Regions from separate parts of the Homo sapiens genome. Here regions 1 and 2 are each linked to region 3. A link is a contact called in ENCODE Hi-C or POLR2A ChIA-PET data. All regions are on one chromosome and are shown on one strand. The core of a region is the stretch at or near the end of the contact, and the rest is flanking DNA. Distances in the headings are between cores, read along the strand shown.

Evidence for each region. A loop is a pair of places that touch in the nucleus more often than their neighbours do. ChIA-PET counts read pairs that join two places held with the same protein, here RNA polymerase II (POLR2A). Pooled maps may share reads with other maps.
Region 1: a pooled map shows a loop between it and region 3 (3-fold over the local background). The contact joins two enhancer-like sites. A Hi-C loop is called at or near these places in 1 of 168 maps with a recorded cell type or tissue (MCF 10A) and 6 of 50 pooled maps. POLR2A ChIA-PET finds 5 or more read pairs at or near these places in 4 of 52 experiments (CD8-positive, alpha-beta memory T cell, activated CD4-positive, alpha-beta memory T cell, activated T-cell and 1 more).
Region 2: a loop to region 3 is called in a map of K562, with 2.1 times the contacts of the local background. The contact joins two enhancer-like sites. A Hi-C loop is called at or near these places in 1 of 168 maps with a recorded cell type or tissue (K562) and 4 of 50 pooled maps. POLR2A ChIA-PET finds 5 or more read pairs at or near these places in 2 of 52 experiments (OCI-LY7 and Panc1).

Annotation. Positions count from the first base shown.
Region 1 is chr9:105,155,986-105,158,741 of GRCh38, forward strand. No RefSeq gene overlaps it. Among named protein-coding and RNA genes, the nearest start is that of SLC44A1, 87 kb to the right of the region's middle. Within about 2 kb of position 1,351, at least 7 of the 41 ENCODE cell types and tissues checked have a DNase peak (open chromatin) inside an H3K27ac peak, as active enhancers do.
Region 2 is chr9:105,190,498-105,193,257 of GRCh38, forward strand. No RefSeq gene overlaps it. Among named protein-coding and RNA genes, the nearest start is that of SLC44A1, 53 kb to the right of the region's middle. Within about 2 kb of position 1,419, at least 5 of the 41 ENCODE cell types and tissues checked have a DNase peak (open chromatin) inside an H3K27ac peak, as active enhancers do.
Region 3 is chr9:105,384,278-105,387,010 of GRCh38, forward strand. It overlaps SLC44A1 (solute carrier family 44 member 1), which reads left to right. Exons shown (of 16, transcript NM_080546.5): 15 at 1,145-1,225. Among named protein-coding and RNA genes, the nearest start is that of FSD1L, 62 kb to the right of the region's middle. Within about 2 kb of position 1,259, at least 7 of the 41 ENCODE cell types and tissues checked have a DNase peak (open chromatin) inside an H3K27ac peak, as active enhancers do.

The DNA.
Region 1 (2,756 bases), core at 101-2,600, 230 kb before region 3:
CTGGTGAGGTCGAGGCTGCAGCAAGCCATGATCGTACCACTGCACTCCAGCCTGGGAGACAGAGTGAGACCCTATCTCAAATAATAACAGTAATCATCATCATCATCAACATCATCTAGACTAGAGAGGAGAAAAGTCAGCATGCATTGATGAAACAAGATTCGCCATGTATTGATAATTTTTGAAGCTGGGTGTGGATACATCAGGTTTGTTATAAAGTTCTTCCTACTTTTTTGTATATGCTTTACATTTTTCATAATAAAATGTTAATAAAAAATAGTTTTCGCGGGGCCCAGTGGCTCACGCCTATAATCCCAGCACTTTGGGAGGCCGAGGTGGGCAGATCACCTGAGGTCAGGAGTTTGAGACCAGCCTGGCCAACGTGGTGAAACTCTGTCTCTACTAAAAATACAAAAATTAGCTGGGTGTGGTGGCTCATGCCTGTAATCCCAGCTACTCGGGAGGCTGAGGCAGGAGAATCGCTTGAACCCGGGAGGCAGAGGTTGCAGTGGGCCAAGATCATGCCACTGCACTCCAGCCTGGGCAACAGAGTGAGACTCCATCTGGAAAAAAAAAAAAAAAAAAAAAAAAAAAAAAGAGTTAAGTGCTGACCCAGGCCTTCAGGTAGCCCAGGATTATATTTTATGAGGCATATATTTACCCATGTGTTTTTTTTAGAATTATGCTTCATCAACTTGATAAGATCAATTATTCAGGGGTACTCTATCATCCTTCTGCTTGGTCTCTTTGAATAGTGGGATTACTGGTTATTATTTTTTCTTTTTTATACTTTTCTGTATTTTCAGAATTTTTTAAATGAGTGTCTATTGCCTTTATAGTTAGGAAAATCAATAAAGCTATTTATTATCAATGTGGACTCATGTATTTTTAATTTATAAAATGGATTATCACATTATGCATTATAATAAACCTATTTGAAATTTTACATGTGACAGGAGAGTATTTATTTCTACCCCACAAAGAGTAACAAAATAATACATAAAAATAAGAAGTTTGGATTGTCCAAACAGTAGCCATTAAGAAGAGAATGTACTTTATGTTAAGGATGCTTCTCCCTAAGAGGCAAGCCAGTTAAATGAAAAAAGTAGAATCCTGGATAAATATAGAAAATGTTTGCAGAAGGAAATTTTATTTCATTGCCTCAGTCCTAAACGGCATTAGCAAATACTGCAAAGTAATGAAGGAGGTCATTAAGAAGGAACTAGAAACGCCTTCCAATGTTATGGAAGAAATTCTGACATCTTAATTATATTCTGCCACCTAGTGACAAAGGAAGATTAACATACTTGCTTAGCCCGGCTACAACAGCAGAGAGGCCTGCCCTCCATCATCTGGACACCAGAGCCATGGCCTGACTGCCAGGGCAAGCCTGATCCTACAAGCGCTTGGTGCACAGCATCCTCTCTCTGCTTCTGCTCACAACTCTGGGAGACACTGCAAATATGGTCAAAAGCCACGGAGCTGTTCAGTCTGTGGCTGACAGACTTCCTATGGAGCCAGGTCTACCCTCTGCCACTCAGCACAGTGCACTGGGAACTTTGCTGTCTCCTGCCTGTTGCTAAGGACTTCCAGGGAGAAACAAATTACGAGACTAAAAAGGCATGGCTCACATTGGGCAATTTCATCCCTAACTTCCACTGGACTTAAAAAGAGGAATAAATACAGTGATCCCCTTACCCTGAAATGGGATAACTTTTTTATTTTTATTTTTATTTTTTTTTTTTTGAGACAGAGTCTCGTTCTGTCGCCCAGGCTAGAGTGCAGTGGCGCGCTTTTGGCTCACTGCAACCTCCGCCTCCTGGGTTCAAGCAATTCTCCTGTCTCAGCCTCCAGAGTAGCTGAGACTACAGGTGCACATCATCACACCTGGCTAATTTTTATATTTTTAGTAGAGACGGGGTTTCTCCATATTGGTCAGACTGCTCTGGAACTCCTGATCCCAGGTGATCCAACTCGCCTAGGCCTCCCAAAGTGCTGGGATTACAGGCTTGAGCCACCGTGCACGGCCTGGCATAACTTTTATGCACAAATCTTTGCGATTACACGAGGTGATAGGCACAAAAACTATTGATTCCCCCAATATAAATTGGGGAAGGAGTGGATGTTCTCAAAGCGCATTCGGGGCAGCCACACACCACCTGGAAGAAGCTTCGGGTCTCGTGGATGTGGCCCAAGTGAAGTGGTGGCCCATCATGCATTGCGATGGTGGGTAGGCGGGTAGGGGCGGGGCTAGGGCCGGAAGTAGAACTGTGGCCTCCATGGCCACTTGGGACCCCAGAGGTTCTATGCAAGAAACATAGACTCACCGTGATTCTTTTTTTTCTTTTCTTTTCTTTTGTTTTCTTTTCTTTTCTTTTCTTTCTTGTTTTGTTTTTTTGAGGCGGAGTTTCACTCTTGGTTGCCCAAGCTAGAGTGCAATGGCATGATCTCGGCTCACTGCAACTTCCACCTCCCAGGTTCAGGTGATTCTCCTGCCTCAGCCTTCCGAGTAGCTGGGATTACAAGCATCTGCCACCATGCCCAGCGAATTTTTGTACGTTTAGTAGAGATGGGGTTTCGCCATGTTGACCAGGCTGGTCTTGAACTCCTGATCTCAGGTGATCTGCCCGCTTCTGCCTCCCAAAGTGCTGTGATTACAGGCGTGAGCCTGCCTCCCAAAGTGCTGTGATTACAGGCATGAGCCATTGTGCCCCGCCCACTATGATTCTTTAGAGGCTCTTTGGGGTCTCCTCTGT
Region 2 (2,760 bases), core at 169-2,668, 190 kb before region 3:
ATGTACCTGAGCAGCTGCTCTGCCAAGGCTCCATGTAGCTCTGTGTGTCAGACTGAAGGCCCTGGTGGAGTGGGTTCACGAGGGGATCTCCTGACACAAGGATTACAAAGATCTTTGGGAACAGGGTGGGTTCCCAGGGTCACATATGCTCTCACCACTTCCCTGGGCAGGGGGAGGCTCCCCTGGCTCTGTGGCACTCCTGAGTGAGCTACTGTCCTGCCCTGCTATTCTCCATTCTCCATGGGTCAAGTTGTTTCCTTGATTAGTCCCAATGCATGTACCTGGATGTTTCAATGAAGGTACTGTATTTACTCACCCCTTTGATTCCTCTCTGTGAGAGCTACGCACACTACCTGCTTCTAGTCGACCACCTTGGCCACCTCCTGCCCCCAGCAGTCCCGTTTCCCTTTTTTTTTTTTTTAAAGATGGAGTCTCAGGCCGGGCGCGGTGGCTCACACCTGTAATCCCAGCACTTTGGGAGGCCGAGGCGGGCGGATCACAAGGTCAGGAGATCGAGACCATCCTGGCTAACACTGTGAAACCCCGTCTCTACTAAAAATACAAAAAATTTGCTGGGCGTGGTAGTGGGCGCCTGTAGTCCCAGCTACGGGGAGACTGAGGCAGGAGAATGGCATGAACCCGGGAGGCGGAGCTTGCAGTGAGCTGAGATCGTACCACTGCACTCCAGCCTGGGCGACAGAGCGAGACTCCGTCTCAAAAAAAAAAAAAGAAAAAACAACAACAACAAAGATGGAGTCTCACTCTGTCGCCCAGGCTGGAGTGCAATGGTGTCGTCTCAGCTCACTGCAACCTCTGCCTGCCAGATTCAAGCAATTCTGGTGCCTCAGCCTTCCAAGTAGCTGAGATTACAGGCATGAGCCACCACACTGGGCTAATTTTTTGTATTTAGTAGAGACGGGGTTTCACCATCTTGGTCAGGCTGGTCTCGAGCCCCTGACCTCAGGTGATCCTCCCGCCTTGGCCTCCCAAAGCACTGAGGTTACAGGCGTGAGCTACTGCGCCTAGACTCTGTTTTCTTATCCTTTTATTAGTCCCGTTGTGTTACTGTGTGCAATACTCGCTGCACATTTTAGCGGACTTTAAATGTGCTGCAACCGTTGAGTTGGATCTGCTATACTCTAAAGAGGAGAGACTCCTCTATTAGGTTGGAATCAGTATTTCCACGGTTTCATTAGTGAGGATTCAGACACCCAGATCCTTTCTCAAAAAGGGAGTTGTACTCACAAATGCCTGTTTTATAGAGATCCACACCCATATTCTAGGAATGCCCTTTTTCCTTGTGCATACAGCTGAGTAATGGGTCTTCTCAACTTTTTTTCTGAGGAATGAAAGAGGAAGGTGTTTGTATTTGTTCTCTATTGCTACATAAAAATTACCACAAATTTCGTGACTTAAAACGACACCCATTTTTCAGTTTGCGGTTTTGTAAGTCGAAAGTTCAATGCTTTCACAATCAAACAGGAGACAACAGTGGGTCTAGCTGCCCAGGAGGAGTGATCTGGGAAACTAGGTCATTTTACACCAGAGCCATGACCTTGGCTAGCCAACTCTTTAGTGCTACAGCCACTTCAGTCAAGGAAAAGAAAAGGACAGGATTCAGAGTACTTTTGAAGAGCGTGAGAAAGCAGCTGAATTGGGGTTTTGCTAGGTTTACAGACTTTCCTGAGTGTTTCTGAAACCTGACTTCAGATCAAAATTTCATTTCCTATGACAGGATAGTTGGGACTGTGTTGGATTCATCAGCACACTGAAATTTGTCTAAGTCTCCAAAAAAAAAAACAAAAAACAAAAAAAACAAAACTCTCCTGACTCTTTAACTTTTCTTCTGTTGTCTGGACTCCCTTGAGGCTGCTCTTAAACTATTCTCTTTTCCAAGGTACCCTGAAAGAAAACGAATCTCTCAGGGCTTCAAAATGCAAAAGCAGCCAAAATCCTCCCTTTGCTTCCCATTTTTTTCTTTTTACTTTGAGACAGGAGTCTCATTCTGTCACCGAGCCTGGAGTGCAGTGGTGCGATCTTGGCCCACTGCACCTCTACCTCCCGGGTTCAAGTGATTCTCCTGCCTCAGCCTCCCGAGTAGCTGGGACTACAGGTGCATGCCACCATGCACAGCTAATTTTTGTATTTTTAGTAGAGACAGGGTTCACCATGTTGGCCAGGCTGGTCTCAAACTCCTGACCTCAAGTGATCTGCCCACCTTGGCTTCCCAAAGTGCTGGGATTACAGGCATGAGCCACTGAGCCTGGCCCCGTTGCTGTTACAATAGACTTACAGTCTTCACTTAGGCTTAAAGGAAGACACCTGAGCAGAATTGGGGTTCGTTTTACTATTCCAGTCTACAAGACAGAATTTGAAGGCTGCCACTCTCTTACTTTCTCTAACATGCTGCATTTTCACTTTTAAAGAACAGAGGCAGCTAAAGGCAGGTCTGTGTTCTCTCTCGGTTGGAGACATTTTTTACAACCAGTTTCGTTAACCAGTTAGAAAGCCTTCTTTTTTATTTGATATTTAAGATTTATGTGGCTCAGTTGCTTGAATGTAGCAAAGACTCACGTGCATTTAAATAGTATGCTTGGTTCTAAGATGTCAGAAGAGGCCAGATACTGCTACGGCTCTTTGGGATTCAAGATACCAAGCAGTTGCAAGAAGAGGAATGTGTGAATGGGCTCTCCAAGAGAAATAGCAAATGCTCCTATTTCTGCTTCTTTTGGTAATAGTCCCACTTAAAGGATACGGTTG
Region 3 (2,733 bases), core at 9-2,508:
GGTTCAAGCAGTTCTCCCTCAGCCTCCCAAATAGCTGGGATTACATGCATGTGCCACCACTCCTGGCTAATTTTTGTATTTTTAGTAGAGATGGGGTTTTACCATGTTGGCCAGGCCGGTCTTGAACTCCTGTCCTCAGGTGATCTGCCTGCCTCGGCCTTCCAAAATGCTGGGATTACAGGTGTGAGCCTCCATGCCCAGCCTAGATTTTTTTTTTCTTTTCAATAGCAAGAATTCCAAATGATTTAGCTGACCTATTTGGCACTGATTTTCTCTTTTTCTGGCAACATCAGCTAAATTCTGGACATTTTCTTAATGTCTAAACTAATTCTAACTGGTTATTTTCTTAATGGAATTTGATCATGATTATTGTATCTCTTTTGTGACTAAAGCATTTAGAAGAGTGTTACTGTTTTTTAAGTCACTGATCAAAAGCAGAGTAAAAAATAACTGTTTTCCACCCTTCAGTTTTCTCTGTAGGAATGGTGAGGATATTTAATGAAGAAGTTCCCCGTAAACGTTGACAGAATAGAAATGTTCCCTTTGGGCACATTCCCATTTCGACTACTACTAACCATAGGTTCTGGTTGATACACCCTGTCTTCCTGCTTCATGAAGTAATGTCATGGTCAGATTGACACTTTTTTTAAAAAGAGTAGTTTGTTTATGGTTTGGTTAAGAAAAAAAGCATTATGTGCTTAGCAGTATCAATGTGTTCTTTTACCTTCTATGGTTATTTAAAAGTGGAGGCTTATGGAGTAACGTGTTCTTGTTGTTTCATTTAACCTTGATATAGAAAAAAACAACAACAACAAATAAAATGATATTCTGAGTATGAGAAAATAGCCTCTTAAAAATGTTAGGTATTTTCTCTTCCAGGTAGAACTAACATTATCTCTTGGAGCCTTAGTAAGATTGTCACAATGAATGGATGGAAAGAAGATTTTTTTAATCAGCGAATTGCAGAGTCCATTTCTACAAATTTAGCAACTCTCATGTGTGATACTAAACATTATTTATTGCTATGTTTTTAAGCCATCCATTTACCAAGATTGAGTCAAAAATGTAGATGTTCTTTAGAATTCATCTACTAACAAATCTGAAAGGACCCAAGAATTTATTCAATATGGTCCATATTTTGCAGGAGTTTGTGGAAAACAGTAGGAAAGCAATGAAAGAAGCTGGTAAGGGAGGCGTCGCTGATTCCAGAGAGCTAAAGCCGATGGTAGGTGGAGATGAGGAGGTGGCCGCCCTCCAAGAATTTCACTTTCACTTCCTCTCTCTCTCTGTCTTCACTGACTGCACTTCTTCAGGAGAAGCTTTTGTTATCTGTATCACGCAGGACATGCTGCTCTTTCTGTTTGTGTGCTTACCCATCACTTGGATGGCAGAATTCTTGTCACAACTGAGACCACCTTCTATAAAAGTAAGCTGAAAGGAACAGCATCCTCGTCAGTGCTCGGCAGGGGCGGGTAGGGGATGATGGTTTTTTCCCTAAGGTAAAACTGCTGTTGCTCTTGTTTCCTTTTTAACTGTCAGTGTTTGGCTTTCATCAGACTGAACATTTTGGTGTACACTTGAACTGACGGTTTGATTTTTATCATTTTGGAAGGTGATCATAGCAATTCCTTTCAACTTGCTAAAATTCATACTCCCCCTTTTAAAAGTATGGTTCTGCTTACATTGCTGTCCTTTTCCCTTGGCTGACTTTTTCTTCTGTTGCCTAGGTTGTACTTTCTTTGTTTCTTAAGCTATTTTTCAGTAGCAAACAAGGCTGTTTTCATCAATACCCACATTCCCACTCAGTAAGACAATCTAGTCTTCTCCCAGTTTAATTGTGAGATGGATAAATTATTTCTGGTAGTTGATATTATATATGTATATGTACACAAATATATCTCTCTACTCCACTTTTATTTGAAAAAAGCAGCTTAATGAGTGTAAGAGAACCTTGAGCTGCTTTTCACATGGATATTGTCACTATAGCATAGAAACAGATGCCTCTATCATATATTGGTCTAATTACTTCCTAATTTAAACACGTATTTTTTTAAATAGCATGTTTATTTTCAAATATTATATAATTGTCTGCATCCTTAAATAATTTTAAACAATGTGTCCCCTGACTGCATATAATGTTCAAAAGTGTGAGGTAAGGACTTTCCTTTCTGTCTTCTTTACACTTTAGTAAATGATTTGATTTATAGCAAGTTTGTCCAACTTGCTGCCTGTGGGCCGCATATGGCTTAGGAAGGCTTTCAACACAAATTCGTAAACTTTATTAAAACATGAGATTTTTTGCCTTTTTTTTTTTAAGCCCATCAGCTATCCTTAATGTATTTTATATGTGGCCCAAGACAATTCTTCTTCCAGGATGGCCTGGGGAAGCCAAAAGATTGGATACCCCTGATTTGTAGGTTTTCAACTTTAAAATATATGCTATAAAATAAGTTCATTTAAGTAGGCTAGGCATGGTGGCTCATGTCTGTAATCCTAGCACTTTGGGAGGCCGAGGCAGGTGGATTGCCTGAGCTCAGCAGTTTGAGACCAGCCTGGGCAAAACGGTGAAACCCTGTCTCTACTAAAATACCAAAAAAAAAAAAAAAAAAAAATTAGCTGGGCATGGCGGCGTGTGCCTATAATCCGAGTTACTTGGGAGGCTGAAGCAGGAGAATTGCTTGAACCTGGGAGGCAGAGGTTGCAGTGAGCCAAGATGGCGCCATTGCATTCCAG